Linked DNA regions of Homo sapiens: region 1 is linked to region 2. The links are chromatin loops, found by intact Hi-C in ENCODE. Cell type or tissue: transverse colon. All regions are shown on one strand. Links, peaks and the distances in the headings refer to the core of each region. The heading gives the core; the rest is flanking DNA.

Region 1 (15,577 bases), core at 1,752-9,751, 120 kb before region 2:
TTAAGACATCATGGGAAAGAACAGTTCAGCAATGGGGAGCTATATAGCCAAGAGATTTTTCTTTTAAAGACAGTTTAATTGATAGTGAAAGATGAAGGGAAATAGGCAAGTTATTAAATCAGTGATTGTATGCCGGCTTGGAATTTCTAGAATGGCTAGCCCATTAAAGCTAGAAGAGTTTCATTCATTTGCTCAACAAATATATATTGAACACCTACTGTGTGCAAGGCAGTCTATCCACTGGGTATACAACACTGAATAAAAGACAAGATTCTTGCTTTTGTGGAGCATCTGGTGGGAAGTTACAAGATAATAAGTAAACAATGCATTCAGTTTGTGGTAAGTGCTGGGAAGGGAATATAGCAGAGTATGCTATAAAATTGCACTGCTTTGTATAGTAGCCACTAGGCACATGTGATTATTGAATACTTAAAATGTGACTAGTTTCGAATTTAGATCTGCTACATGTGCAAAATACACACTGGATTTCAAAGATTTAGTATGAAAATAATGTACAATATCTTTTTTTTTTTTTTTTTTTTTTTTTGAGATGGAGTTTCACTCTTGTTGCCCAGGCTGGAGTGCAATGGTGAGATCTCAGCTGACTGCAACCTCTGCCTCTTGGGTTCAAGCGATTCTCCTGCCTCAGCCTCCTGAGTAGCTGGGATTACGGGCATGCGCCACCACGCCTGGCTAATTTTTGTATTTTTAGTAGAGATGGGGTTTCTCCATGTTGGTCAGGCTGGTCTTGACTCCCAACCTCAGGTGATCTGCCAGCCTTGGCCTCCCAAAGTGCTGTGATTACAGGCGTGAGCCACTGCCCCTGGCCACGTGAAAATAATGTACAGTACCTTAACTTTTATGCTGATTACATGTTGAATAAATGATAACACTTACGATATATTGGATTAAAGAAAATATATTATTAAAATTAATGTTGCTTTTTAAAAAACTTTTAAAATGTGGCTACTAGAAAATGTAAAGTGGGCCGGGTGTGGTAGCTCATGCCTGTAATCCCAGCACTTTGGAAGGCTGAGGCGGGTGGGTCACCTGAGGTTGGGAGTTTGAGACCAGCCTGACCAACATGAAGAAACCATGTCTCTACTAAAAATATAAAAAATTAGCCGGGCGTGGTGGTGCATGCCTGTAATCCCAGCTACTTGGGAGGCTGAGGCAGGAGAATTGCTTGAACCTGGGAGGTAGAGGTTGCAGTGAGCTGAGATCATCCCATTGCACTCCAGCCTGGGCAACAAGAGCGAAACTCTCTCTCAAAGAAAAAAAAAAAGAAAGAAAATGTAAAGTTAGGTGTTTTGTTTGTGGCTTTTGTTGTATTTTTATTGGACAACACTCCTGTCGAAAATAACCCCTGGGAGTTGGGGACAGGACCTTTTACTTTATGTAATGTGGTCGAGGAAGGACACAGAGGAATGGGCATTAAAGGACTGAAGGTTGAGAGGGACCCAGTCATGTGAAGGGAGCAGAATGATGGAGGCAGCAAGAACAGCAAGTATGGACATAGGCTATTGGTAGAAGCTGGTGCAGCCTCATAGGGGACCAGAAAGAGGATCTATGTAGCTGAAACGGGAAGTGAGCAGGGGAATGGTAAGTGACAAAGCTGAAGATGTAGGCATGTGACAAGACTATGTAGGCCTTCCTTGTGGGCCACGATAAAGACCTTGACTTTGAGAGATACGGTAGATACCTTCATTCAACCCACTTGTTCATGGATGAAAGTGAACCTTAGTCTGATAAAGGGACTCACCTGAGGTTGTGGGCCAAGATGGTGGCCAGAGTTGAAACTAGAATCCTGGTCTCCTTATTATTATTTTTTAATGTTTACACATCTTACCACATTTAATCTTAATGGCAGTACTTAATATGTTAATATAGGAACCTTCATTTTAAAGATGAGGGAATAGGTATAGAGAATAAAAAACGTGTCCAGATTCACACAAGTGAAATGTACCTCAAGGATTCCAATCTAGGTAGCTTTGCTTCGTGATCATAAACATTTGTTTATTGTGTTATTCCAAAAGTATTTCATTTTGTCAATCTGACCCCTTTCCCCCTCACCAAGAGCAAATATGCCTAGCGCCTACAGGTAGATTGGGGTTGCCACAGGCTAATTTTCCTGAACTGCAAAATATTACTTGCCTTCCTTATCCTGGATCTTGGCCTTTACATTTTCTATTGTATCTGAGGGTTCAATCTAAGAGTTTTAAAATGCAAATATGTTGGTTGCACAATAAGGAACTACAATACTAGAACTCATTTAATTCAGGTTGACAACACTGAACTGAACCAGTAACAGGGCTGAAACCTCCTAAGTCTGCTACTGGAGAGCACTTTGATCTCGCCAGCCTAGGGCGGGCATGCTCATGTCCAGCTGGCCAGCCAGGAGCATCTCCTTCCCCATCGCAGGTTCCCCACTTTGGTTAATTGGCCGGCTAGAACCATTCGAGAGGTGAGAGGCCCACCCGTTAGGCACCAAAAACCAGCTCTAGGCCTTTGCTCAGCGAAATATCCTCAATTCAAGGCTAAGTTTCAGAACCCAAATTCAGAATCATGGTCTAAGGCTTGGAAAGCAGCACCAGTCCCAAAATCCACCTCAGGACCTTATTCAGGCCCTGGCTTCCTTACACCACCTGGCCCTTATCTCAGAATCCTGGTCTCCTTATTTCCAACTCTGTACATTCCCCATGTGTTCTGTTCATTCAGTTTTCTTTTTGTAAGATCCATGTCCACTCTTCCTGTTCCTAAAAGATGGTAAAGGCTGGAATGTAGTTCATAATCAGTTGCACCCATCCTCTTGCAGAAAGTCATGAGTTTATGGATGCAAAAGTTCTTTGAGGCCAAGCGTGGTTGTTCACCCCTGTAATCCCAGCACTTTGGGAGGCCAAGGCAGGCGGATCTCTTGAGTCCAGGAGTTCCAGACCAGCCTGGGCAACATGGTGAAAACCTGTCTCTACAAAAAGTTTAAAAATCAGCTGGGCATGGTGGTGTGTGTCTGTGGTCCCAGCTACTTAGGAGGCTGAGGAGGGAGGATTACTTGAGCCTGGGAAGCAGAAGTTACACTGAGCCAAGATCATGCCACTGTGCTCTAGCCTGGGTGACAGAGCAAGACCCTGTCTCAAAAACAAAAAACAAACAAACAAAAAAACTCCTTGAAAACAGTAACATTTTATAGACATGAAAGATGCTTTACTAACCAGCATGATCTATCTAAATCCTCATAACAACCCTATGAGGAAGGTACTGTTGTTAATCCCTGTTGTACAGATAAGGAAACTGAGGTACAGAAAAGAGCACCTACCTTAAGGCATCTAGCTAGGTAGAGGCAAGTCCAGGGTACCCGGGTAGTCTTACTTCATAGTTGGAGCTCCTAACCACTGTGCCATACTGCCTGCCTGCTATATGCCAGATGCAGAACCAAAGTGTTTTCAGACAAGTTATCACATTTAATTCTCAACATGCCTTCTGAGGTTGGCAGCATGCCTGTATTATAGGAAAGGAAACTCAACCTAGGGAGGTCAAGCTGCCTGCCGAAAGCCAGACAACCAGTAAGGAGCAGGGCCAGAACTGAAACCAGCTGAACACTCAGAGGTAGTTTTCCATTTTGTTTTCAGATTTGAAAACTTTTTAAAGTTGAAGTATAGTCCACATGTTGAATAATACATACATCTTATGAGCCTTTGGTTATAGTTATCATTTACAAAGTAGACTCAGTACGACCACTGAAGTTTGCTTCTCAGGGACATAAGGGAACAAAATTGTCTGATTTGAACATCCCCATCCCTAGAGTTTGATTCAGTCTCCTGTGGGACTTTAGATTCTGCATTTCTAACCAGATCCCAGGTGATGCTGATGCTGTACTTTGTGATCCCCTGGTCTAAAATGATCTCCCTTCCTTGAAAAATTTTCCCCAGCTGAGACATTCTCTTCCTCTCTTGTGGGCATTGGTTTGCAGATTTTTGAGCTTAAGTTGTACTTTTTCCCTGCCATTCAAGATATTGAGAGCAAATCACTTAATCTTCCTGGGCCTCAGTTTCCTCATATGCCTAATGAGGGGATTAAGTACGCGACTCTCTCTGAGGCCCCTTCTAGCTTTAAAATTCTGTGGTACTAATTATTTAGACCGGGGCTCCAGAGATTTCAAGGGATAAAAACGCTTCATGTGGTAGACTGAGTGGGGCTGAGAATCTGGGAGATTTGGGTTTTAATCCCACTTTTATCATTACTTATCTGGGTGACTCAGGACAAGTCACTTTCCCTTTCTATACATCATTTTTTTTCAATCGCTTGTAAAATGAGGAGACTGAGCGATATGACTTCTGGTTCTTTTCATTTCCAAAATTCAGAGACTAAGATGGATGCCGTTTCTAAAATTCAGAGACTAAGCCAGGAAAAATATCATGCAGTGTCAAGAAATGTTTATTAAAAGTATTTAACATTTTTTGGGTGCTTACTACATTTCATTTTTGGGGCGACTTGGTGGGAAGATTCCAATTTTCTGCTGAGATTGGTTCTTCTACAAGTAATAGAGATAGGCACTAAGCGCCTCAGTATATGCCGTATATCCTTGACATATGTTAACTATTCATTTGAGAAGACAGGAGAATTACAATATGGGCAGGAGGTGGTGGAAAAAGTCTTCAAGAGGGAACCAGTTATGTTCCCAATATGGAAATGTACTTTTTTGATGCCTTCAGGCTTAGACATCTCATCAAGAAGTGTGCCCAGCAGTGCCTTGGCTGAGAAGTTTCTGCTGGCATAGGCGCATATATGAACTCCAGGGCACTCTCATTAAATCTGATTCCACAGATGTCTGGAAAAAGTTCTTACCTCTGAAGTTTTCCAATAAAGAATTCACATTTAGTATGGCTTGTGACATGAGATGTATTCTTTTTGAGGCAAATTTGAGGCTAAGGGACCCTTGGTTTTGGTGATATTGCAGACACCCACTCCTCTTGTCCTCTATCAGTAATATCTTAGCATATCTCTTGGATTGCAGGAGCTTACAGAAATATCTAAACTTGCTCCTTTCCCCCTCCTAGTTTTTTCTTTTGAAATAAAATTTTAAATGATAATAAAGTGATAGAAATAGTATTAAAGAAAATGCTTGAGAAGAGGAAAACTATTATCCTAATTCAATCAATATTTTTCTGTTCCCACAGTCCTTACGTATTTTGTGAGGCTAGAACCATTGCATATATACTACTTTATGTTCTATGTTTTTAATTTAACATTGCCAGGAATATTTTCTGTGTTTCTACATCTCCTTCATGTTATTTTTAATATTTGCATACTTTTTGCTTGAGTGATAGACCATTTTCCCTAAATTGTTCTTCTACAATTGGATGTTTAGGTGGTTTTCCGGTTTTTGTTCTTGGAGATAACATTGTAGTGAAGTGCTTTGTTCATGTAGCATTTTTTTCCTTCCCATCTGTCATTAGTATTTACCATGTGCCATCTCCTGTGCCAAGTATTGCATGCACTAAAATTATTATGACATGGACCATGGACATTAAAGAAGAATTCATAATGTAAGGAGCAAGACAGACATTTAGAAAACTAACTCTATGAATAAAAGTATTATGGGAGCACAATGGAAGGAACGGTTGGATATGGAAAGGGGATATATCGATGGGGATGGATTTGGTTTGGTCATTGAAGAAAAGGGAGATGACACTGGAATCCTAGCCTTGATGAATGGGTAGGGATTCTGTGGGTGGTAAAGGACACTGGGGACAGTGATTCTTGACTGGCATTATTAAGAGCAAAAGCAGGGTAGTGAAATGTTCAAAGCATAGGGTAAATGCAGCAATGGGTAAAAAGCAGGGAGTGGTCGGAGACGATGGGGGTCATCTCAGCTGCAGATGTGTGGCGTAATACATCGTACGCTCATCTCAGCTGCAGATGTGTGGCGTAATACATCGTACGCTCATCTCAGCTGCAGATGTGTGGCGTAATACATCGTACGCTCATCTCAGCTGCAGATGTGTGGCGTAATACATTGTACGCTCATCTCAGCTGCAGATGTGTGGCGTAATACATCGTACGCACGTGGAATGAATCATTGGTTGTTTTACAGTGCTAACAGTATACTGTTTGTGTGTGTTCCAATTTTATTACAACCTTTTTTTAAAAAATAGAATCAGGGCCTCCCTGTGTTGTCCAGGCTGGTCTTGAACTCTTGGACTTGAGCTATCCTCCTGCCTCAGTCTCCTAAAGTGCTGGGATTACAAGCGTGAGCCACTGTGGCTGGCCCCAGTTTTATTACAATCTTGATAGTACTAGTTCATAATTTATTTTTTCCACTAATCTACTAGGTATATTAAATACTAGTTCAAGGTTGCTTTATTAAGCATTATTTTCTTCTTGTGTGAGTTTATCATTTGTATTATTATGTGCCTCATAAGGTAGTCATTGTAATTTCGTAATTGAGTTTTTCTGTTATATGGGTTTTTTGGTTGTTGTTGTTGTGTGTATAAGAAACATTACTGAAAATCTGAAAACTGGTGCTCAGATACATCCTTCATTCTGTGAAGGCCTCATCCCAGTAGCCCTAAGAATATGATTCTAATCATGAAGTCATTTTATATAGGCTCTTTTTGCATGTCAGTTTAGTACATTTTGAAGTTACTTTTTGTTGGAAGTGTGACTCTAACAGATAAGGAGGACCAGAACAGATACAGAGCTATTCTCATTGATAACATTTCAGACTGTTTTTCTCTTTCATCTCATGAGTGATTTTTTTCCTTAAGTTCACTTCCTCCCTCTGCGTTCTTCTCATCATCTCTTTCTTCTGGCCCATTCTTCTCACACTTACAAAACACATTCTATTTATATGCCTCCTTACACACACTTTTTACTAAACTGTAGACTTAGAGGCAAGGACCAGCACCTAGCAGAGCATCTCAACTGTAGTTAATGTCTAATACATGGTTGTTTAATGATTGAATGAACTGGGACATGCCTTTGTATATGCCCTGGTTGTTTCCCCTTCTGGAAAGCTCTTGTTCTACTATCTTGTTAGCTTGTTGGCCTACATCTCTGTGCTTTCATGTCAGACTTCAAGAAAATTGGGTTCACAACTGATACTTCAGTTGCTTAATCATTTTCCTCTTCTTTATTATCATATCTTGCCACTCTTGCTACAAAACCTATATTCTTTGCTTTTTAACTTTTTATTTTGAATTTTAAACTTAGAAAAAATTATAAAAATAGTAGAGTTTCCGTATATTCCTCATCCAGCTTCCCCTAAAGCTAACATCTCATATAACCATTATGTAAAGATCAAAACTAGGGAATTAACATTCGTGTAATACTAGTAACTAAACTGCACACTTAATTCACATGCCATCAGAGATGTCTGGTCATTTTTCTGTTCCAGGTTTCTATCCAGGATCCCACATAATGTTTGTCATATTTCCTTAGTCTTCCGTTATCTTTCATGTTGAAGAGTACTGGTCAGCTATTTTGTAGAATGTCCAAAACCTACATTCTTGAACTTGTCAGTGCTGTCTTTTGCCAAAGATTTTCTTGGGCCTCATTATTCTGGAATCTTCACTAGAATTTGACTCTGTAACTCTCTTCTTCATCATTTTAGAAGAACTCATTCATTCTTTTCCTTTCAGCATCTTTTTGCAGACAGCTCTTAGTTCACCGTCCCTGATTAATGTTTCGTGTGTGTACTGAACATTCTGGCCAGATGTTCAGATATCACATAATTCTCTGCTTCCTCCCCTGCCTATCCCCATGGCCAGCTTTGCATTTCAGTCAGGGGTGTTGATGTTCAGCAGACTTGAAAGGAGCCTTGGAACTATTTCTCAAAGATGAAACGGCTCAAAGATGAAAGACAAGGTTCTTTACTTTTTTTTTTTTTTTTGAGACAGAGTTTTGCTCTTGTTGCCCAGTGCAATGGCATGATCTCGGCTCACTGCAACCTCTGCCTCCTGGGTTCAAGCGACTCTCCTGCCTCAGCCTCCTGAGTCGCCGGGATTACAGGCATGTGCCACCACGCCTGGCTAATTTTGTATTTTTAGTAGAAACGGGGTTTCTCCGTGTTGGTCAGGTTGGTCTCGAACTCCTGACCTCAGGTGATCCACCTGTCTCGACCTCCCAAAGTGCTGGGATTACAGGCATGAGCCACCGTGCCCGGCCATGGTTCTTTTCTTCATGGTTGGTACAGGCTCATGAGCACAGAGCCTGCCTCTCTCTCAGAGTAAAGAAGGTGTTAGGATATGAAAATGATTAACTCACAGTTTTTGCTCTCCTGGAGCTTGCAGTCTAATGGGGTATACCCCAGATTTGAAATCCAAGTATAGAGTGTCAGTGCTGTCAGGGCTGTTATGGTGCCATGAACAAGATGTGGTGGCACAAAGACACAAGCAGCTCTACTGCTGGGAAGTTGGAAAAGGCTTTATGGAGGGAGCGCTGCACCTTCAGGAGTCTTCTCTCCATCCCTTCCTTTCTGTTCCAACCGCCACCACCTTAGTTTAGACTCTTAAAACTTTGTTGACAGGGTGTAGTGCTTCACACCTGTAATCCCAGCACTTTGGGAGGCTGAGGTGGGAGGATCTCTTGAGCTCAGGAGTTTGAGACCAGCCTGGGCAACACAGTGAGACATCGTCTCAAAAAAAAAAAAATTTGCTGGGTTTGGAGGTGCGCGCTTATAATCCCAGCTACTGGGGATGCTGAAGTGGGAGGATTGCTTGAGACCAGGAGATTGATGTTGCAATGAGCGGTGATCACACCACTGCACTCCAGCCTGGATGACAGAGCTAGATCCTGTCTCAAAAAAAAAAAAGGGAAGACTGTCAAATAAGTAGCCTCCTGGGTGGTCTTACTTTTATCATTGTGGATCTCATATTGGCATGGTGAGATCCAACAGAGGCCAACAGAGAACACTGTTCTTCAGTCATAGACTTCAGTCCTACCTAGTTCAGCTTCCTTGGAGACAGGTCTTCTTACTAAGTTGCCTTGCTAATTTTGAAGGTGAATTTGGTGAAGACAGCCATGTCTTTCTGCAGTCTCTCAGTAGTTGTCATTGTTTAAATTGAGGGATTGAATTTATAAGGTTTAACCAATTAGAGAAGTTTTCGTATATAAAAATGACTTCATTGGAGAATGTGGATGGTTCACAATAGCTTGTCAGCACTGTGGGAGAAAATACTTCAAAGCCTGTTAGGCATCCCTTAATGTTTAGCTTAGTGCATGAACATGAACTCTGGGTCAGATGGCCTGCATTGGAATCTCAGCTCTGCTACTTGCTAGCTATGTGACCTTGGGTCCATTAATTAACCTCTTTAAGCCTCAGGTCTTCATCTTTAAAATAGAGATTGTATAATAGTGTCTATCTCTGCCCAACCATCTTTAAAAAAATTTCTGCTTTACCATCTTTCTTAAAAATAAAGGATTAAATGAGACAATTTGGATATTGCTAAGTAGTACAGTGCCTGACACATAGTGAGTGCCCAGTAAGTGTTACCCATTAATTTTCGTTATTTATCTCATTACTAACAACACGCATGCTACAGCAACATGGCAAAAAAAAATTTTTTTTTAATTCTACAAAATTGCCTCAGTATTCCCAAGGTCATTGGTCCCTTGGAGATTAAGGTTCAGAATCCTGTATAAAGAAATGAGAACAGTTTGTTACCCACACATGCTACAGTATAGAAATGTTCACAGTAGGTTAAAATACAACTTTATTATATCAAGAATTATGTCATCACCATAGTAATTATTTTCCCGTGGTCTCTTTAATATTACTAAGATATCTCAGTTTTCCTATTTTCTAGCGCCAAGAATCTCGTTTACAAATTACTCCTTCCTTTGTCTTTTTTTCCCCTTAGTGTCCCTAAAGGAAGTGGTTGGGTTTGGTCTGAGTCTTGTGTAGCTGTAGAGAAATTGGAATCAGGAGAAGATGTAGTAGGAATTCTGATACTGCTTTTACCTTCTCCAAGGTCAGCCATTTACCTCTTTAGTATTTCAGCTGAATATTGGCATCCCTTGGAGATATTAAGGGTTTGGTTCCAAACCACTCCAGTAAAGCAAGTCATACAAATCTTTTGGTTTCCCAGTGCATATTAAAGTTCTGTTTATACTATACTGCAGCCTAATAAGTGTGCAATAGTATTGTATCTGAACAATGCACATACTTTAATTAAAAATGCTTTGTTGTTAAAAGCTGCTAACCATCATCTGAGCCTTCAGCAAGTTATCTTTTTGCTGGTGGATGGAGGGTCTTGCCTCCTTTTGCTGGCTGCTGACTGATTAGGGTGGTGTTTGCTGAAGGTTGGGGTGGCTGTGGCAATTTCTTAAGACAACGATGAAGTCTGCTCCATCTGTTGGCTCTTCCTTTCATGAAAGATTTCTCTGTAGCAAGCTGTGCTGTTTCATAGCGTTTTACCCACAGTAGAACTTTTTTCAGAATTAGAGTCAGTTCTCTTAAACTGTGCTGCCAATTTATCATCTAAGTTCATGTAATATTCTAAATCCTTTGTTGTCATTTCAACAATGTCCACAGCATCTTCACTAGGAGTAGAGTTTATCTCTAGAAGCCACTTTCTTTGCTTATCCTTAGGAAACATTCCATTCAAGTCTGATCATGAGATTGCAGCAATTCAGTCACATCTTCAGGCTCTGCTTCGAATTCTAGTTATCTTACTGTTTCCACCACATCTGCAGTTAGTTCTTCCACTGAAATCTTGAACCCCTCAAAGACATCCACGAGGATTGGAATCAACTTCTTCTAAACTCCTGTTAATGTTAATATATTGTCCTCCTCCCATGAATTATGAATGTTCTTGATGGCATCTAGAATGATAAATCTTTTCCAGAAAGTTTTCAATTTATTTTGCCCAGATCCATCAGAAGAATCACTATCCATGGCAGCTATAGACTTATGAATGCATTTCTTAAATATTAAAGAATAATACTTGAAAGTTGAAATTACTCTTTGATCCATGGGCTGCAGAATGGATGCTGTGTGTGCAGGCATATAATTAACATTCATCTCCTTGTACATCTCCATCAGACCTCTTGGGTGACCAGATGCATTGGCAATGAACAGTAATATTTTGGAAGAAATTTTTTTTTTTCTGAGCAGTAGGTCTTAACAGTGGGCTTAAAATATTCAGTAAACAATGCTGTAAACAGATATGCTGTCATCCAGGCTTTGTTATTCCATTTCTAGAACACAGGCAGGGTAGATTTAGCATAATTCCCAAGGGCCCTAGGATTTCAAAATGCTAAATGAGCATTGGCTTCAATTTAAAAGTCATTAGTCCCTAAGAAGAGCATCAGCCTGTCCTTTGAAGCTTTGAGGCCAGGCATTGACTTCTCTCTAGCTGTGAAAATCCTAGATGGCCTCTTCTTCCAACAGAAGGCTGTTTTGTCAACATTGAAAATCTGTTGTTTAGTGTAGCCACCTTCATCAATGATCTTAGCTAATTCTTCTGACTAACTTGCTGCAGCTTCTACATCAGCACTTCTGGGTTCACCTTGCGCTTTCATGTTATGGAAGTGGCTTCTTTCCTTAAGCCTTATGAATAAGCCTCTGCTAGCTTCAAACTTTGTGTGCAGCTTCCTCACCTCTCTTAGCCTTCATAGAACTGAAGAGAGTTAGGGCCTTGCTCTGGATTAGGCTTGGCTCAAGAGAATGTTGTGACTGGTTTGATCTTCTGTCCAGAGCACTAAGACTTTCTCCATATAAGCAGTAAGGCTCTTTAGCTCTTTTACTATTCATATGTTTACTGGAGTAGCACTTTTAATATCCTTCAAGAGCTTTTCCTGTGCATTCACGCTTTTCTGTCTGGTATAACAGGCCTCGCTTTCGGCCCATTGCCGCTTTCAACATCCTTTCCTCACTAAAGCTTAATCATGTATAGCTTTTGATTTAAAGTGAGAGATGTGAGACTCTTTCTTTCACTTGAACACTTAGGGCCATTGTAGGGTTATTAATTACTTAATTGCAGTATTGTTGTGTCTCAGAGAATAGGGAGACCTGAGGAGAGAGAGAGAGAGAGAGAAAGAGGAAAGGCTGGTTGAGGCACTCAGAACACACACATTTATTCATTAAGTTCGCTGTCTCACGTGGGCGTGTTTGTAGTGCCTGAAAACAAAGTAGTAATATTAAAGATCACTCATCACGGATTACCATAGCAGATATGATAATAATGAAAAAGTTTGAAACATTGCAGTAATTGTCAAAATGTGACACAGACATGAAGTGAACACATGATTTTGGAAAAATGGCAGCGATAGACTTTCTTTTTTTTTTTTTTGGAGGTAGAGTCTGGCTCTATTGCCCAGGCTGGAGTACAGCAGCAGGATCATGGTTCCCTGCAGCCTTGACCTCATGGGCTCGAGCAATCCCAGATTAGCTGGGACTACAGGTGTGTGCCACCATGCCCAGCTAATTTTTGTATTTTTTGTAGAGATGGGGTTTTGGCATGTTGCCCAGTCTGGTCTGAAACTCTTGGGCTCAAGTGATCTGCCCACCTCAGCCTCCCAAAGTGTTGGGATTACAGGTGTGAGCCACCGCGCCCAGCTGATAGACTTTCTTGATGCGGGGTTTCTATAAATCTTCAATTTGTAAAAAGCACAGTATCTGCAAAGGGGGAAAAAAATGAGGTATGCTTGTAGTTCAGAACTAGTTTCTTTTCCATAGAATTCCAGCAGTGACTGATCTGAAAATGTTTTAGCCTAAACTTTAGAATTCCAGCTCCATTGTGGGTTGGTAAATGGAAATTAGCTTTTCTTCATCCTGGAGTTCAGTGAAGGATCTAGTGAGACTACTGCAGTGCCTTTCTATCTTTTAACTCACTTTGGATTATCAGCTGCTTGTAAGCAGATTATGTGCACTGGCTCTTTGTACTTCCTTTCAACAGCTACCCAGCAATATCTAGAGTCACTGAACTAAGAAGGAGTTGAAACTGGCCAGGCGCGGTGGCTCACACCTGTAATCCCAGCACTTTGGGACGCCGAGGTGGGCGAATTATGAGGTCAAGAGATCGAGACCATCCTGGCCAACATGGTGAAACCCTGTCTCTACTGAAAATACAAAAATTAGTTGGGCATGGTAGCATGCACCTGTAGTGCCAGCTACTCAGGAGGCTGAGACAGGAGAATTGCTTGAACCTGGGAGGTGGAGGGTGCAGTGAGCCGAGATCGCGCCACTGCACTCCAGCCTGGCAACAGAGCAAGACTCCGTCCAAAAAAACAAACAAAAAAAAAGAGGGAGTTGAAACCAAGCAGAGTATCATGATGCTTCTCTCTGAATATATCTGACTTTATTCCAAAAGCAGGCATGATTGATTCTTGAACAGTTTTGCTGGCATTATTTTTAGTGCAGATTCTAGCTTCATGTTTGGCATTATTCATGTGCTCATTCTGTTAATACATAAAATTGAGGGTTGATGACATTTCTTTATTTGAATCCCCTATTTCCAGTTAAGAGCATCTCAGTTTAAATTTTCTTTTGGGATCCTTGATAGAGTTAAACATTAGCAGCACACCAGTCCTCTGCTGGTATATAATGTTGGAATGCGATTTTCTTTGCAGCTTTGTATAAAAAGAAACAAATTGTAGCTACAGTTTGTCATGTTATCTTTTAGCAGACGCTCTCAACATCAATGCTTCCATAATAGGATTAATGATGGGGGAAACTTTTGAGCATCTCAAGCTTGCATAGTTATTCACAGAGAAGCTGAAACACGTAATGGGGGCTCTGGCCAGGAGTACCTCTATTGGGCAAGGGAAGGTAGAGATGCCGAAGGACTAACAGAATAGTGAAACTCGGCAATAAAGGAGGACACGAAAAAGACATTGCGATTGATTGAGGGTTGTAGCTGAAAGAAACCCATAATGAGATTCCTTTTTTAAAAAAGGTGGCACAGATTGTATTGAATTGTACTAACTTCTTGTTTCTCTGGTGTCTTTGGAAAATGTGATGCCCTTCAGAAACAGACTTTCCAGGTAACTGAAGCTTTTAAGTGGCAAGACGATCTATTCCAGCTTCTTCTTTGTACACATGGGTAAACCAGAGAGCCCAGAGAGGGAAATAACTTTAGCACCCCAACAACTTGGTGACAAAATCGGGGTCAGGCAGTGCTGTGTCCTTGATTATGCGTCCTCTTTTCCATGTGCAAAACATGTATTTTTCATCATTTTGTATGGAGAGCTTTCTAAAACATGAACATTCTTGCCTTTCTCAGTAGGACACACTGTGATCTCAGGAGCATCATTATGAATACATGTTAGTTGTGCCTGAATTCTCTCATGACCTTTTGAAATCTGGAAAGCTTTTACTTCTGCACTGTGGAATAGTAGGGATTTTGAGTTCTTGTGCCTACTTTGTGTAGTTTACATTCTTTTCCTTGGTGTCAGCTGTCACTCCTTAGTGTTATTGTTTGTTTGATATGATATCTAACCTCTAAGGCCTTTTTTGCCCATTCTTTTAATGGTGTTTTGAAAAGTTGAGGTTGTTGGAAGAATGAAGCATTCGTATTCTTGGTCATTTTTGGATGAACTGCAAAACTTTTTAGAGCTCTGTTGCTAGATTCCGAAGTCTGTGAGATACTAGAAATCATTTTAGCCTGAGTAGTCTATATTTTCCATGTTGCTTTTCCTCTAGCATCTCTTTGCCCCCCCCACTGCCATCCTGGGAACTAGAGAACATCTGAGCAATTACTGTTGTCCACTAATCATGAGTCTTTCAAGTGAAACTACCACTCACAAATAGGGGCTTAACCTGGCCTTCTGTGGGGTGCTCCTTTCTTTCATGATGCTTATCTTTCTGGAAGGTAGCCATTTACCTGTCTGATTGCCTTAACCCTGTATCTTTTAGTCAGCCTTATATCCATATACACACACCCACAGGCCCGTGAAATCTAATTATATCGATCACCTGAGACCCTGTATGTTTGTTCTTCACCAGTTTATGCCTCTGCTCACTTCTTGTCTTGTGCCTGACTCTTGGCTCTCTGTCATACCCTACCTCTGCTTTCGTCTCCTCTCCAACACACACACCAGTTTCTTTAGGCTTGATATGTACATGTGCTCTGTGGCTCCCAACCCAGAGTCTATTATTAAGGGCTCTGCATGGTTGGGATGGGAGCTGCCATATACAGTGTGCCTCATATGGTGTGCCCTACCCTAGCTGGACCTTTAAGACCCAACCTTTGGCCCTAGCCCATTATCTGGCCCATCTGATCCTCCTGTGAAAGGACAGTTTGAGCAAAACCTTGCTTGAGAAGCTTACAGACTTTCCAGTTCTGCAACTCTGACAGTCTGTGAGTTCTCGTCTTATCTCCTTTTGCCATAGTTTCCTAGTCATTCACCAGGGGTTGGTAAGGAAATAGGATGTTGTTTACCATTGTTTCTAGGGCATTGTAACATATGCTGCTAGTCAGGCTGTGAGACAATCCAGATTTTGGGGCGGTTAGCAAATTTCATTTGGATTAGTGCTCCATATTGAACCTGTCATTCTTTAATCATTCCATACATATTTATTAAATGCCTACTAAATGTAAGGTATTACACTAGACGTTGGGAATAAAGTGCTAAACAG
Region 2 (15,577 bases), core at 2,557-10,556:
TATGAATTAGGCATTTCTGTCGTCTTTTCACAGGTGAGTTTCAGAGAGTTTGTCAGTTACCAAAATACCGTTTAGCACATTAGTGACAAAGCAAAATTTGAGCCTAAGTCTACTTCTAAAGCTTCTTCCAACACCAGGGTGGCTCCAGTGGTCTTCTGGTTGGTAATCCAGAGGCAGCACAGAGTCATAGAAGGCAGATTGCTTTTGTAGGCAGATAGGCCTGATTTCAAACCCAGCAGTATCTGCAAGCTAGCTAGTGGCCTTGGGCAAGTTATTTCTTCTCTCTGGACCTTGAATTCCTCCTCAGTCAAATAAGCCTGATAAAACCTTTCTTAGAATGTTTTGTGACAAATAATGATCATGAGTGTCTGACGTAGTCTCTAGCAGGTAGCATTCAATATGGTAATATAGTTATTGCACATTTGCCTTCTTTCAAAAAAGAATGGGTCCCTACCTCTTCCAGTTTTCATGTTTACATATAGGATATAAACCTCTTGCCTTTTGTGGTTGTGAAGCCCAGCTGTGACCCAGGACTTTATATGTGGATAGGCTGGGTCATAACAGGAGCTTCCTGGGAAATGGGACAGCCACTGTTTTTCATGATGGCATATTACCCTGGACCCTCAGTTACGATCCTGGTTATACTAGCACTTTTCAAATTCATTACGTCTTCAAATAGGTACCAGACTCTTCTGTTTCAGTTTGAAGCTCCCATTCTAGACTGCCCTTGCAGAGGGTCTATTTCTATGGGTAGATGTCCCAAAGGTAGGTCAGTGAGGCTTCATTCATTCTTATATTAAACAAACCACCAGTCCCTGCTTTGTGTCAGGCTTGGTGCTGTAGCTGGAAGCTGAACAGGTTCACACAGCCCAGCCAGGGAGACATAGAAACCTGCATTTCTATTATGAGGTAAAAATGTAAGGTGAATGAACTGACAGCTCAGCTAGGGAGACAGACACAGAAACCTGCATTTATGTTACAAGGTAAAGATGTAGAAGGAAGTATGAGGCGCTGTGGGAGCACAGGAGGGGCTCCCTGTCCAACCTGGGTAGTGAGAGAACTGGTGATTAGAAACAGCCCCCCCCAGGAATGTGGCCCCCAAGCCAAACCTTTGGTAAAAGTTAGCCAGGTAAAGGAAAGTCAATGGAAAAAGCAGCATGTATTAAAAAAAAAAAGTTGGGAGGGACAAACTGCAGTGAGCCTTAAACCTAGCTGACCATCAGAATCATCTGGAATCTCATTGAAAATGTTGGGGACGTGTTCTCAGAGTTTCTGATTCCAGCAGTCTGCATAAAGTCAATGGATCTGTATTTTTACCAAGTTCCACAGGAGTGTCCTCTGAGACCAGTCTGGTACCAGTCCTTGCTGAGGAGAGTATGGAGATTAGATAGTTAAGCAGAAGCCAGACCTGGAAGGACCTGTAGAGCTGTTGCAAGGATTGACTTAGTTAATCTCTGGACAGTGTTGAGGACGGTACTGGTGCCCTGGTACCTAGTAAGTATTCATTAGGTGTTAGTAGCCATTGCTGTTAGGCTAGTTGTTTTAACTATGCTCTGCTGCCAGAGGACTCTTCCAAAGTTTTACAGGTCATAGGTATAGTACTAATTTCAGTTATTTTGATAGTTTCCGCTAATTAGCCCAAATTCAGTTTTGATATTGAGGGCTTGGTTGGGGAGGATGAAGGAGAAACACTTATCACTCCTGTTTTTCTTTTGTGTTTTTCATTTTGCCAGGTAGAAACTTGGCTCTTTAGGGGCAGCATTACCAGAATTCTTATTTTAGAAATAGAATTTTCCATTGATGCTCTGTTATTGTGTCAGTAGGACTCTGTTAGTTTTCATTTATAATCTTGATTAAGTTGTATAGAAATAGTTTAGGGTGTAGTATATCTCTTTTATAGATAAAACAAATGCCAGCAATGTAGAAACAAAAGTAGAGAAATAGCCAGACTCCTTTAGTTATTTCTCCAGCATTTGTAGGTGGTGCCAAAATGGGGAAATAACTTAGGAACTAGGCAATAATTAACTGTGGGATCTGGTTTATTAAAATTGAACACTTAATCTTTACTGAGATATGCTTCCTAATGTTGCCATTTGGGGGCCTTTTTTGTTCTTTGTCCGCTAATAGGCTTTTAAATATATTAGCTCATTTCACCTAATCCTCACAATAACCCTGTGAGCTGTGTATTATTACCCATAGTTTATAGATGAGAACACTGAGGCCCAGATAACTTGTCATTTTCTGAAGGTCACACAGCTAGTACCTGGCCTTCCTAGGAACTGAACCTAGGATTTTCCTGCAGCTTCCAAAAACTGAATCACAAGCAGTGCACTTCTGCTTTTGGTTTGTTTTGGTTTTTTTAGATCATAAATTAAGGTTGCTAACCTGTAGTGGGACTAATTTAAACTGTTTGGTGTCTTTTCTCTTCAGTCCCTTAAGGTGTCAGTAGTCCTGGCCCCAGTACTGCATAAATAACTTTCATCTCTCAATCCCAAACATTTCTCCCTGGCTCACTTTGTGTGCCTCTTGTTGGCCTTCAGACCTATCTATCTACCCACTGTATCCACTCTTCTCATGGTTTTCCATACCTGATGCCCAGCACTGCTCAACCTTCAGTTTCTATTCCTAACCATTCCCTACATGGTTACCTTGCAAAGTTACGTGCCTTTAGGTAAACACTTCCCTTAGCATTCTGGCCTTTCTCTCTGTTGTCCCCCTCTTGAGAATGAGACATAAATATGTAGTTTCTACCTTGACTGATCAATATCAGCTAAACAGCTTTGACAAAATACATGTCCCTCCTCCAGCAATTCTGAGGACTGGGGCTCCAAGCATCTATATTTTTAAAAAGCTCCAGATCCTTCTATAAAAAGACAATAATGAAAGAAAAAAAACGGAGTAGGGGCTCTGGATTCTGTTGCCCAGCTAGTGTTGAGAGCTACTGGCCAGAATTCTCACAGTACAAGCCTTGGTAAGCAGCCCTTTTACTTTCTCTCTGTGCCACTAGAAGATTTTTGAATGGTGGGTCTTTGGGGGAAGACTTGTTCAACACAGCTTTATTGCTTTATCTGAGTATGAATAAAATAAACTCATGCAGAAAATTTTTAAATTGTGAAAAAAGATGAAAGGAAAGTAAAAATCACCCCCAATCCTACTAGCCAGAGTTAATTACTGAAAACATCATGGACACCATCCATTCAAACACTATGTTAGGGACTCTGTGAGTGTGTGTGTGTGTGTGTGTGTGTGTGTGTAATTTTGTATAAAGGGAATCATGATGGATATACTGTTTTTACTCACTGCATCTTGGGCATTTTTTAGCAAGGGTGGGCATTTTAATACAGTTAGGAGCTAGACTATATTTTTAGAAGGCAGGGTAAATTTCAGGTGAAATGATTAGGATGTGGAGGTAATAGCAGTTTGGAGAGGTGAGCTGGGCTTAGATGGTGACATTGGCTCCTCCTTTTTTTTTTTTTTTTTCTGAGATGGAGTTGCACAGTTGTTGCCCAGGCTGGAGTACGATGGCGCCATCTCAGCTCACTGCAACCTCCGCCTCCTGGGTTCAAGCGATTCTCCTGCCTCAGCCTCCCAAGTAGCTGGGATTACAGGCATGCGCCACCATGCCCTGCTAATTTTTGTATTTTTGGTAGAGACGGGGTTTCACCATGTTGGTCAGGCTGCTCTCGAACTCCTGACTTCAGGTGATCTGCCCCCCTCGGCCTCCCAAAGTGCTGGGATTACAGGCATGAGCCACCATGCCTGGCCCACATTGGCTCTTCTAAGTGTTGTGAATGTGTTGGGACTTCAGGGTAGTAAGACAGTGAGTTGTAGACTGAAGACTAATGCATCTAGGTTCATTTGGGTTATAGCATAAGAAGGGGAAGTGAAGATGCCTTTCAAATGGTATTTTTTTAAAATGTGTGAATACTTGAATGTGTTAGACATGTTGGCATCTAACAGAAGATATAATGTGAAAGGGAGTAAACTGAAAATAAACTTGTATACATTTCACTGCTCATAAAGAATACAATTACGTGTGTGAGGTGTTTGTTAGTGTCTACCTTCCTGGACTCTTGTAATATTGGATGTGATTTTTATACGCAGCAGCCTGCAGGTTGCTGGGGAAATGCTCTGTGTATTTAATCATCTTGCAGTCTTACTTGTTTGTTTTTTTTATGGTAAGAAAATGTTGTTGGCTTGCTTTTGTAGCCAGATTGATTTTGCTTGTGGGTGTCCAGATGCTGATGAGCTGTAATTAGCATAAGAAGGAGGTTGAAAAGATGTTGAACATTGTTTCCAGGTAGCCAAACAAAGGATCCCCAAACAGAAATTATTCTCAAGTATCAGGTTCAAGAGAAGCAGCCCTTTTCTCTTTTAGGAGCAGTCTATTAAAGGATGTGTGTGTTAGGCTGGGTAGGTCACCACTACGGATGGGGCTGTAGAAACTTGCTGGGAGCTGGTCCTGGGGGTGATTTTCTGACGCTGAACATCTCCCTTTGTGAGAGTAGTAAATTTAAATCACTTGGGTAGTCTAGTAGAAAGTAGCCCTGGGCTGGGTTCAGAAGACTTGGGTTTGTGTTTCTGCCATAATTGTTGTGCTTAGGTTCTGTGACTTGAGTGTCGTTTGTTCTCTGAACCTCAGTTTCCTCACCTTTAAAATGGAGACAATGTTTCACAGCATGTGAGAACTGGATAAGATAATATACGAGAAAGTGATTTATATACTATAAAATTATGCACATATATGACATGGTAGTGTTGTGGTGTGTATTACATTCATTGTTTTTCCCGTCTCTTCTACATTTCTTATACTTTTTCTAAGTAACACTTTCCTTCCTTGTCCCTGGCTCCAAAGCAGAAAGAAAAGTATGGTAATTTGGTCCCTGTTTGCTGCAGGGTTATCATAAAATACATTAAGCATGTCATTTTGATAATCACAAAAAAAAAAAAGCCTACAACTTTCTTAAATGTATTGATTACTAATAAATCATGTCTATGTTAAGTATGCCTGCTGGCTCACAAACTTCTGGAATAACAATGTTTGCTAGCCTAGTTAACTGGGTGATTTTCCTGATGATGTGTCATCTGGTCTGAGGCTACTGTAGATATTGATGATGGCGATAGTGTGATAGTGTCTCACATTACTGAGTATTTGCTGTGTTCCAGGGTATACATGATGTCATTATCCCTAACATCAACTCCATGTGGGTTATCGTTAGCCTGCTTTATTACTGAGAGAACAGCCCCAAATAAGTTAAGTACTTTTTCAAATTGTGCAGACAGTTTTATGTCTGCTAGGGCCCCCCAAAGCCTGTATTCTTGATCCCGGACTTCAGTCTCTTAAGGAGACGTCGGAGAACTAAGAAGTTACATGAATTTTAATCACCAAGGCAACAATCCAGTACCTTTAGCTGTTTTAGAAATAAACTAGAAAGATTTTTAATTCTGACATGCCAAAGCAGGAAACCTCTATGACCAGGATTTTTTGTATTTGGTAATGTGGGATGTGAACTTTTTAAAATAACTTTATTCTTCAATTTTGAAATAATGAACCATGCTATAATAAAGTTTTTAAAATATATTTCATACAAAGTTAGATGTGTTTTTCTAAGCTACAAGCTTGGCATGAGTTTCAGTAGCAGGGTGGTGGGAAATACACAGCCTTTTAGAAAATGCAGACTTGAGTTCAAATCCCAGCTCACACCAGCTGTATAACTTTTGGCATGTTAATTACCTTCACTGATCCCAGATTCCTCATCTATAACAGTGCTTCTTAACGTTTATATCACAGACGAATCACCTGGAGATCTTGTTAAAATGCAGATTGTGCTTCAGTAGGTCTGGGGTGAGGCCTAACATTGTGTATTTCTAACCAGCCCCCAGGTAACGCTGAGGCTGCTGCTTCTCTGACCACACTTTAAGTAGCAAGAATCTATAAAATGGGATATTGATATCTGCCTCACAAGTTTATTGTGGCATGTAGTAGATGCTTAACAAATGTAAGTCCTCTTCCCTTCTCACATACCTGGGAGTCTCTTGGGGATGGCCTTTATTTAAGAAGTGGGTCTGGAAATATCTATTCCTAGCATGTCTTATCTCTGTCAAAAGTCCCAGATGACAGAAAGCATTTGGAAAGTAATGAGCTCAGGATTAAGCTTTAAGATGAAAGAAGCCCACATCTGATTCAGAGGCTCATCTTAAGGAGTTAGCCCAGAACTGGAGTCATTTAGGAAGTCTCTGTGCAAACCTTTGTAAGGTGGCTCAAAGGAAACCTCAACTGACTTCTTCCATGAGTTCATCATTCTTCAGTTCTTCAGACAATACCTGTTGAACACTTAATGATTCCAGGCAAGGTTTAGATCCTGGGAGACAGTGACCCACCTCAGACCCACCCTAGAGGCACTTACCTTTCTGTGGGGAGACAGCATGCAAATAATGATTTATGAAGTTGTCATTGGAAGCACTGAAGGAGGAAATAGACTTCCAGTCAACTTTGGGAGATCCTCCAGTCTCCCTGAGATTAGAAAGATTGAAAGTAGGTAGAAATTTCCCAAGTGGACAAGAAACAGAAGAGCTTTTAGGCCAGGGAATAGCGTATACAAAGGCACAGAGAATGTGTTGGGACTCTGGGAAAGGCAAGTATTCCAGCCTTGTGGTCTTGGGGTTTGACCTAAAAGCTCAGTGAGCCAGACTACTGTCTTTGTCAAGACTTAATAGATGTAAACAGGCAGGCAGAGGACCTGGACCAGGACAGCCTTCTCCTAAATGGGTTGGATCATAATCCCGAAAGATACAGTCCCAAATGCCATAATCCTGAATGTTGAAATCCTTGAACTCTAAAATCCTCAAAATCAGAATCACAGGAATCAGAATAACTTCAAAAAGAGCAGCACCAGAGAAAATGAATGTGAATATATTCTCCAAGGAGAGCTATGTCCCAAAAGAAAAAAGTAGCAATTTATTGTGACACAAGACTTGAAAATATAGTTAATGATTGTGAAAGTCGACCACCTCTTATGGACTAGCTTTGTGTAACTGCCCATAATCTGTCTCTGTAATATACTTTTCATATGTCAAGTTTTCTTTCTGTTGTTCTTTTCCTTTTTTAGGCTCCCCTCACCACTATTTTAAATTGTTAGCATTATTTCTTACAATTCACTTTGCTGTATATTTCATCTTTGCGTCATTTCCAATACTGCAGGTATAAATTGTGTAGGGGCTTTTAGAGATTTCTACTTCATTTTATGCATTTTTTGCAATTTGACTTGACAAAAGTGCATTGTCAAATCGCCTTTGTGTATAAGCATTGTGTGTGTATGTAAAAATGTTGAAACTTCCCCCGTAAATGAAGAGATGTCTTTTTGTGTATCTGCATTTGTTCAATGTAAAATTTCTCAAGATCTAGGCTCTTTGGGTGACTGCATATGTACAGTGGTGACCCATCATTATTTTTGATTGATCTTATCAAGACTTAGGTTATTCATCACAATATTTCAGATGACTGAAATTATAAAGTTGGGTGCACACCATCACCAACCCTAGTGATATTCACCTGTACATTTTCCTTTTTACTTACCTGCCTCATTATGAATAGGGTTTGTCTGCTCATAACTGTCATACCTGTACCACTGTCATTGGTATACCTGAGTGTTTATGCTTGCAAAAATACATATGTAATTATTGCCTATTTTATTGTGGAAAGTGGTCTATGAAGTATTCTGTCATGTTTTTATATGTTTCTCAAATAAACCCCTTTTTAAAATGTAAGTAAGTATCTTTTAAGAATTTTTTAAAGTATTTTTTCCAGAATTACATTTTTGGGATTTTAACATTCAGAATTATGATTGGCTTCCCTCCTACACCAGCCTGAGCAGACACTTCTAGCCACAGTGTCATAGCTTTTGTATAAGCCTAAAATCTTCAGAAATGGAGAGTCAAGAAGGAGCCATAGCCCACATATTATTGTCTTCCTTGAGTGTCATCTTTAAAATCTACTAAATTCATTTTATCTTTTAATATCTTTTTTTTTTTTTTTTTTTTGAGACACAGTTTCGCTCTGTCGCCCAGGCTGGAGTGCACTGGCATGATCTCGGCTCACTGCAACCTCCGCATCCCGGGTTCAAGCGATTCTCCTGCTTCAGCTTCCTGAGTAGCTGGGACTATAAGCACGCACCATCACAGCCAGTTAATTTTTTTTTATTTTTAGTAGAGTCAGGGTTTCAGCATATTGGCCAGGCTGGTCTTGAACTCTTGACCTCAGGTGATTCACCCGTCTCGGCCTCCCAAAGTGCTGGGATTACAGGCATGAGCCACCGCACCCTGCCCTTTTAAGATCTTTTGTAGATTCTTCTGTGTTGATACTGGTTTCGGTCTCCTTAAGGCAAATATTTCCTTCTGTCTGCTTTGGAGTTCATTTAATGACATCAGTTAGAAATAACATAATAACATAAGTAAGGTACATAAGTACCTCTTGAATTTAATCTCCTTGCAATTCATACCATCTCCAGTAGGAACTCTGCTCCCCTTAGTTCCTCTCTCAGATAACGACAACCTTCTTCTCCTTACTATTGGAATTCTTGCCACTCTACAGTCTATCCTATGCTCCTTCCAGTGTTCCAGAAGACACAGATTGATATGGTTTGGCTCCGTGTCTCAACCCAAATCTCATCTTAAATTGTAATTCTCACATATCCAGAAAGGGACTTGGTGGAAGGTGATTGGATCTTGGGGCCAGTTTCCCCCAATCTCTTCTCGTGATAATGAGGGAGTTCCCACGAAATCCAATGGTTTAAAAGTGGCGGCTTCCCCCACGCGCTCTCTCTGTCTCTCCTGCCACCTTGTGAAGAAGGTGCTTGCTTCCCCTTCACCTCCTGCCATGATTGTAAGTTTCCTGAGGCCTCCCCAGCCAGGCAGAACTGTCCATCAGTTAAACCTCCTTTCTTTGTAAATTGCCCAGTCTCAGGTAGTATCTTTATAGTAGCGTGAATGTGAACTAATACACAAATGAACTGCCTCTGGTGGCTGTAAAGTATGAATAAGATCACGTGATTTTGCTGCATAATCCTTTCAGGTCTTCTTAATACAGATCTAGGGTAAAATCTAGACTTTTGCATGACAGAAGACCTGCCCCTTTGGCCTTCTCTTGCCGGTACCACCTTGCTCATCCCCTGCCCTGTTTCCACCTAGCCTAAACTAGGGAAGCCCCTCCTGGTGTTACTCTTTTCTCTCCTCCACATCTTGACATTGGATGCATCCCCTGACTGAGATGCTCTTTTACCCACATCTCTGTAAGACTGATTACTTACTCTTAGAAATCTCCCTCATCCTACTTCCTCCTTGAAGCCTCTCCTGATTTTCCATTTCTGTTCTGAGACTGCTTCCTTTCTTATGCTCCCGACAGCATCCGTTTTGTACAGTGGTGGTTGGCTTGCTTGTTTCCACTCAGCTGTGAGCTCCGCTAGGCAAGAACTATGCCTTACGCGTGGGGGTGGATAGGAATCCCTTTTGTCCTTTATATCCCTTTAAACAGACTTAATCAAAAGGAAAAAATAAATCTTTTTATTAGGGAAAATTTCAGAAATATACAAAGGTGGAGAAAATTATATATTGAATCCTTATGTACCCATCACTCAGCTTCAGTGAATAACGTTTTGCCAGTCTTGTTTGTTCCCCTCCTCTCTTTTTTTCTTGTAATATTTTAAGGCAACCTTAGACATCATGTAATTTTACCTCATGTGGAATTTTTAATTTATAAAATCAATGACTGATATGAGCAAGAGCCTTGGATTTAGGCATTTTCCTAGCTGGAATATGTATGTTAGCAATAGAATCTATTGATAGTTCAGCTGTATACTGTTAGATGCCAGAAGTAACTTAGATCAGATTTTCTCACCCTTGGCACTATTGACACTTAGAACCAGATAATTTTTTGTTGTGGAGGGCTCCCCTTCATATTGTAGAGTGTTCAGCAGCATCCTTGGCCTCTTGCCACAGCTGGATGCCAGTAGCAACCCCCAGTCAGTCATCACAAACACACACATAAAAATTGCAGAATATCTCAAACAGTGGAATCCTCCCACCCCTCCCCCTGCACAACCCCCAACTGAGAACCACTGTCATAGAGAAAGGGAAGAATTTTATAGCTGTTGAGATCTTCCAGATCTCAGGACTGTTCAATAGACAGTTGGGGAAACTAAGTCCCAGAAAGGAAGTGTGCCTTTCTGATTATTACTGTGCTTATTAGTATCATGCTAGAGAATAAATCTGTATTTTCTGCTTCCTGTGCCAGCGTGTGTCTAACTCTACCACACGTAGTTTCTAGAGGCTACCAGGGTGATGTCAGAGGCTGCCTAGGAGCAGGAAGAATTCCTGTGGCCGTGGTGTGGGTGTCTTCCCTGAACAGAGAAGATGACATGGCCAGGCTGAGGGGAGTTATGGAATACTGCTGCCAGCAAGGACACACTGCTGCTGATTTGCAGCCATGCCCAGCATCTGCCTTGGCTGCCCGTCATTCCCTTTTACCAAATATTTATGATGAAGCGGGCTGGAGAGCTCTTTCCTTGGGAATGCATCTTGGATTCCATAGTGGCAGACAAGTAGAATTTGTTTCACAGAAATAACTTTGAAGTTAGTTTTTGCCAGAAACCATCTGTTTTATATAAAGCAAAGGGACATTGGAGTTTCAGTTTATAGCTTTGTTCAAAATGGACTCTCTGCTTATTTCTCACAACTCATTCTGCTAAGCAGCGCCCTGGAAAGTTGGGTGCTAGTAAATTTAGTTTACCACTAGGAAGGCAGATTTAGGATGGTAGGGAGAAAGCTGGCTCATGAAGTGAGATCAAAGACTCTCTGGCTCTCAGTAGCTCTGAAAACTTGGGTAAGGCTCATAACCTCTCTGGGCCTTATTTTTTCACATCTGTACAATGGGGAGAATAATTCACTCCAGGGGTGGTCATGAATATTAAGTGAGAAAGAGTATATGAAGCACCCAGCATGTGAATCCAGCACACAGTGCTAATAAATGGTTTTTCGCTCCTCAGAAAGACCTGTCTGGAAAGGCACGCAGATTTTGCAGGCCCTTAGTTCTTTATTTGTACAATTCTAAAATGGTTGCACTGGGTGTATAGAAAGATTAACTTTGGAGAAAATGACGATGGCAACAAAGTACTTAATATATTTGCCAATATATATTGTTGATTGTACCCGGTTAATAAAACAGCATGGACTCATTCTTCACAAATGCCATATGTTCTTTAGGATTAACTGGGTTATTTTATCTCCTCTCTGTGATGAGTCTGATCCCTGTTAGAATGTGGTCCTGAAGCATTTTCACTACAGAGATGACTGCCTGTTTTTCCAGTAGTCTCTGAGCATGAAAGATTATAGGATGGTTTCATTTGTTAGTCTGAGACTAGAAAAGAAAGAGCTATGTCAGTGCAGCGCTGAAATTCCTCCTGTCCTCTAACTGCCGCCTGACTGGCTGAAGGAAGAAGGGTCAAGAAATCAGATTTCAAGAAAGTGAACATAAGGCCGCCTTGGGTCTGCAGCAAGTTTTTCTGGTTTCTGTGGAAATCAGCTGAAGCCCTGGAGCCTGGAGGGAGTGTGAGTGTGTGTGGAGCTCAACAGTTGGTGAGGCTGCAGTAGCTTCAAGGAGGACTTTGCTGCTTAATGTGGGAAGAATAGGAGGAGGAGGGAGCGGCTGTTTGAAGAGCAGAAAGGCAGGACTGTCGAGTAAGATGAAAGCAGTGAAGAGGTAGGTTTAGATCATTGCTGGAAGGCCCTGGAAACAGGCCCCCTCCCCCACCAACTGAATTTCTGTCTAAAGCAGGCATCCAGGGAGGATTTTCAGAGGAGTGTGAACACCTTCTTTGCATTGGGACTGTGGTGTTCGGCTCTCCTGCACCAGGGTAGGTTGATGCTTGGACAGTGGGGAAATGGAAGAACAAAGACATTGCTGATGAGGGAGAATGTAGGGAAATTCCCAGCTGAGCCTTCGTGCTCAGCCTTGGGTGTGTGGCTCCAGGCCCTTGCATGCTATCCAGGGCTAGTGAGAAGACAGTGAGCAAACCACTGAAAAGGACTCCTTACAAAAGACCAAAGTCTCATTTTAGGATCTAAAGATTTTTTTATGTGTTTAGTTGGGTGGGGGTAGGGAGAGGAGTGGTAACTATATAATATACTTTTCAAATCCTGAAAGAGCTTCCAGGGCACAAAGTCAGTTTAAATTACTTTAGATGAGCTATTGCTAAAAGTGATGCGCTGCAGGAAACCAAAGGGAACCAGCTGCGCTGACGTATAGCTATCTTCATTAGAGGACTCGGGCTGAAGCTCAGAAGCCAGCCTCATAGCACTTCTTCAGCATACTGCCATTACAAGGATGTGAGTTAATAAGAAAAAACTGTGTCGCTGCTTCCAGCAAGGTTCTTCGGAGTCCATGTGTAATAATGGGAAAGTGTTCTGAGGAGACCCTTGACAGTGAGGCGAAAAGAAGGGAATGCACCTTTTCACCAATGCTTGCATTTGGCACTAGGACCTTCCTCACTGGATTGTGTGGCTGCTTCCAAAAATGAGTGTGATCGTGCACTCAGCTTTGCTTGGGGTAAACGCCTGAATTCTCAGGACTCTCAGGCTCTCTTTTGGCCCTACTTAGGACTTCCTAGAAAAGAACCTACTGGATTAGTGTATCAGGAATTGCAATTGATTGTTAGTAACAGAGACTAGAAATAACAATGATTTAAACAAAATAGATCACATAAAGGTTTATTTCTCTCTCAGGTAAAAACAAGTCCAGAGGTCAGCAGGACTGGAATGGCAGCTTCGTGGTGTCATTGGGAGCCCAGGTTCCTTCTGTCATTCTATTCTGCCATTTTTATCACAGGGCCAGGGATGTTTGTTTGCTTTTTAATGTGCCCCAAGCACCTATAAAAGTGCCTGGCTTCTATTTTCAAGATTGCCTCATGGTCCCAGATGGCTACTAGAGCTCCAGTTATTACGTCTATATTCCAAACAGCAGGAAAGCAAAATGGGGAGAAGGAAGGGCAGAAGGACACGTGTCCCCTCCGGGAAGTCCCAAATACCAGTTCAACCCGAATCTCTGACCTGACATTAATCACATGATCATACCTAACTATAAGGGAGGTTGTTGTGTATGTGCTTTTTAAGCTGGTCACAGTATCCCTCCAAATAAAATGGGTTCTATGACTAAGAAATAAGAGAATGGACTGGGCGTGGTGGCTCATGCCTATAATCCCAGCACTTTTAGAGACCAAGGCGGGCAGATCACCTGAGGTCGGGAGTTTGAGACCAGCCTGGTCAACATGGTGAAACCCCATCCCTACTAAAAATACAAAAATTAGTCGGGCATGGTGGCAGGCACCTGTAATCCCAGCTACTAGGGAGGCTGAGACAGGATAATCGCTTGAACCTGGGAGGTGGAAGTTGTAGTGAGCTGAGATTGCATCGCTGTACTCCAGCCTGGGCGGCAGAATGAGACTCCGTCTCAAAAAATAAAAATAAGAAATAAAATAAAAAGAGAAACTGAGGCCGGGCGTGACGGCTCACGCCTGTAATCCCAGCACTTTGGGAGACCGAGGTAGGTGAATCACTTGAAGTCAGGAGTTCAAGACAAGCCTGCCCAACGTGGTGAAACCCCATCCCTACTAAAAATACAAAAATTAGCTGGGCGTGGTGGTGGGCGCCTGTAATCTCAGTTGCTCGGGAGGCTGAGGCAGGAGAATTGCTTGAACCCAAGAAGTGGAGATTGCAGGGAGCCGAGATCGTGCCATTGCACTCCAGTCTGGGCAACAAGAGCAAAACCCCATCTCAAAAAAAAAAGTAGTAAGAGAATGGATATTAGGCAACTGGCAGTCTCAGCCAGTCTGATTGCTGCCCCTTGGTGTATAGAGCATCCCTCTTGGGCAGAGTTTAGCCAGGCCTTCTCTGAGTTCCTCAAGTCGCTGGTGCCCAGCTCATACTTCATGGTGCTCCCCAGAATTAGCATTTTTCCTCAGTCCACACTGCTGCCATTGTAGCGATGGGGTTGGTTTCACTGACAAAGCCTGTTGTAGGAGCCATAGAAAATGAGATAGGAAACTACAGGCTGGAGTCTCCTTTTCCACAGGAGGCGGCGGTGTACACACATCGCAAGCACTGAAGGCTTCGTGGACCTCTCCTTCAACCCATCTGAGATATGGGCCTTCCCTAATATACAAACACTTGACCTAGGAAACTTCATGCCTTCTGCCCAAGCTCTGAAAGGTGATGTCAGATGCCACATCATTCCGGTCTGTTCCCTCTGCATTCATAGAGAGAAGTAATGTAGCACAGAAAAGCATTTCCTAAGCATACATACTCACTTCTTGCTGCAAGGCACATTTTCCCACAGATACAGTGCTGTAAATTAGTTAAGGTAACACTTAAACACTTTTAAAATCCATAATGCGCTGGAATATTCTGAAAGAAGAGAATGGAATACCATGGGAACAGTGAAAACAAGTGAGTTAACCAAAGGCAACAGCTATCATGTTGCTTTGCACCCAGTAGGTGCTTAGACAATGCTTGTGGAGCCTCATCACAACTGAAAGATGAGACTACTGAGTTAATTTTGGCAATATTTCACATTAAATGGGTTTCAGTGGACCTATTTCAATGGAAAAGGCATTCAAAATTTCAAACAACAGACATAAAAACTGCTTTCTGGAAAAATAGCCTTTGGGTATCTCATCATTCATATTCCAAGTGCACACTTTTTCTTGCCTCCTTCTCAACATTTTCTTAAGATAATTTTCAAACATACAGAAAAGTTGGATGAGCTGTATGGCAAATACTCATGTACCTGCCACCCAGATTCTACAATTAACATTTTTCTGTATTTCCCTCACCACATGTTTATCCATGTCTGTGTCAGTCATCCATCCATGTTATTTTTGATGCAGAAAGTAAGTTGCAGACAGCATTACATTTCATCCTTAGACACTTTAGCATGAATATAAATTAACTGAGTGTCGTATGTATAATACGTATTTTTAAATAAAAGTAAAATGCATGGCTCTTGAGTGCACCATTTGAGTGATGATAAATACAAACCATGTTAAGATACAGAACGTTCCCACCACCCCAGAGCATTCTCTCATGCCCCTTCCTGGGCAGATCCCTCCCTGTGCCTCACAGAGGTAACCACTATTCTGAGTTTTTACCATAGATTAGGTTAACCTCATGTAGAACCTCCTATCAATGGACTCATTCAGTGTATATTCTTTTTGGGTTAGGCTTTCACTCAGCATACTGTTTTTGAGATTCACCATAGGTTGTTACATCCATTGGTAATTTGTTCCTTTTTACTGCTGGGTAGTATTCCAGTGTGTGGATTTATTTTTCCATTCTTCCTATTGACAGGCCATTATGAACAGGGCTGCTATAAACATTTTTTGTACAAGTTTTATTGTGGTAATATGTTTTCATGATCTCTTGGGTAAATATCTAGGAATGGAATTGCCAGGTCATTGGGTAGCTATTCACATCTCTTTTGATAACTAAGATCTTATAATTGAACTGAGAGAGGACCTTATAAATCATCCAG

The links. A loop is a pair of places that touch in the nucleus more often than their neighbours do. Peaks named below come from ENCODE experiments on the same cell type or tissue, not always from the same donor. Only the 100,000 strongest peaks of a DNase experiment are listed, where the experiment ranks them.
Region 1: a loop joins it to region 2, with 7 times the contacts of the local background. A loop is called at or near these places in 3 of 110 quality-filtered maps.

The regions. Positions count from the first base shown.
Region 1 is chr20:37,695,914-37,711,490 of GRCh38, forward strand. All of the region lies in intron 1 of CTNNBL1 (catenin beta like 1), which reads left to right. Among named protein-coding and RNA genes, the nearest start is that of CTNNBL1, 9.7 kb to the left of the region's middle. RefSeq lists a silencer at 1,438-1,587. In transverse colon, for the core only: no CTCF peak of the experiment used is centred there; no DNase peak of the experiment used is centred there.
Region 2 is chr20:37,811,853-37,827,429 of GRCh38, forward strand. The region is part of intron 11 of CTNNBL1 (catenin beta like 1); the gene reads left to right. Among named protein-coding and RNA genes, the nearest start is that of VSTM2L, 83 kb to the right of the region's middle. In transverse colon, for the core only: no CTCF peak of the experiment used is centred there; no DNase peak of the experiment used is centred there; H3K27ac peaks cover 958 bases.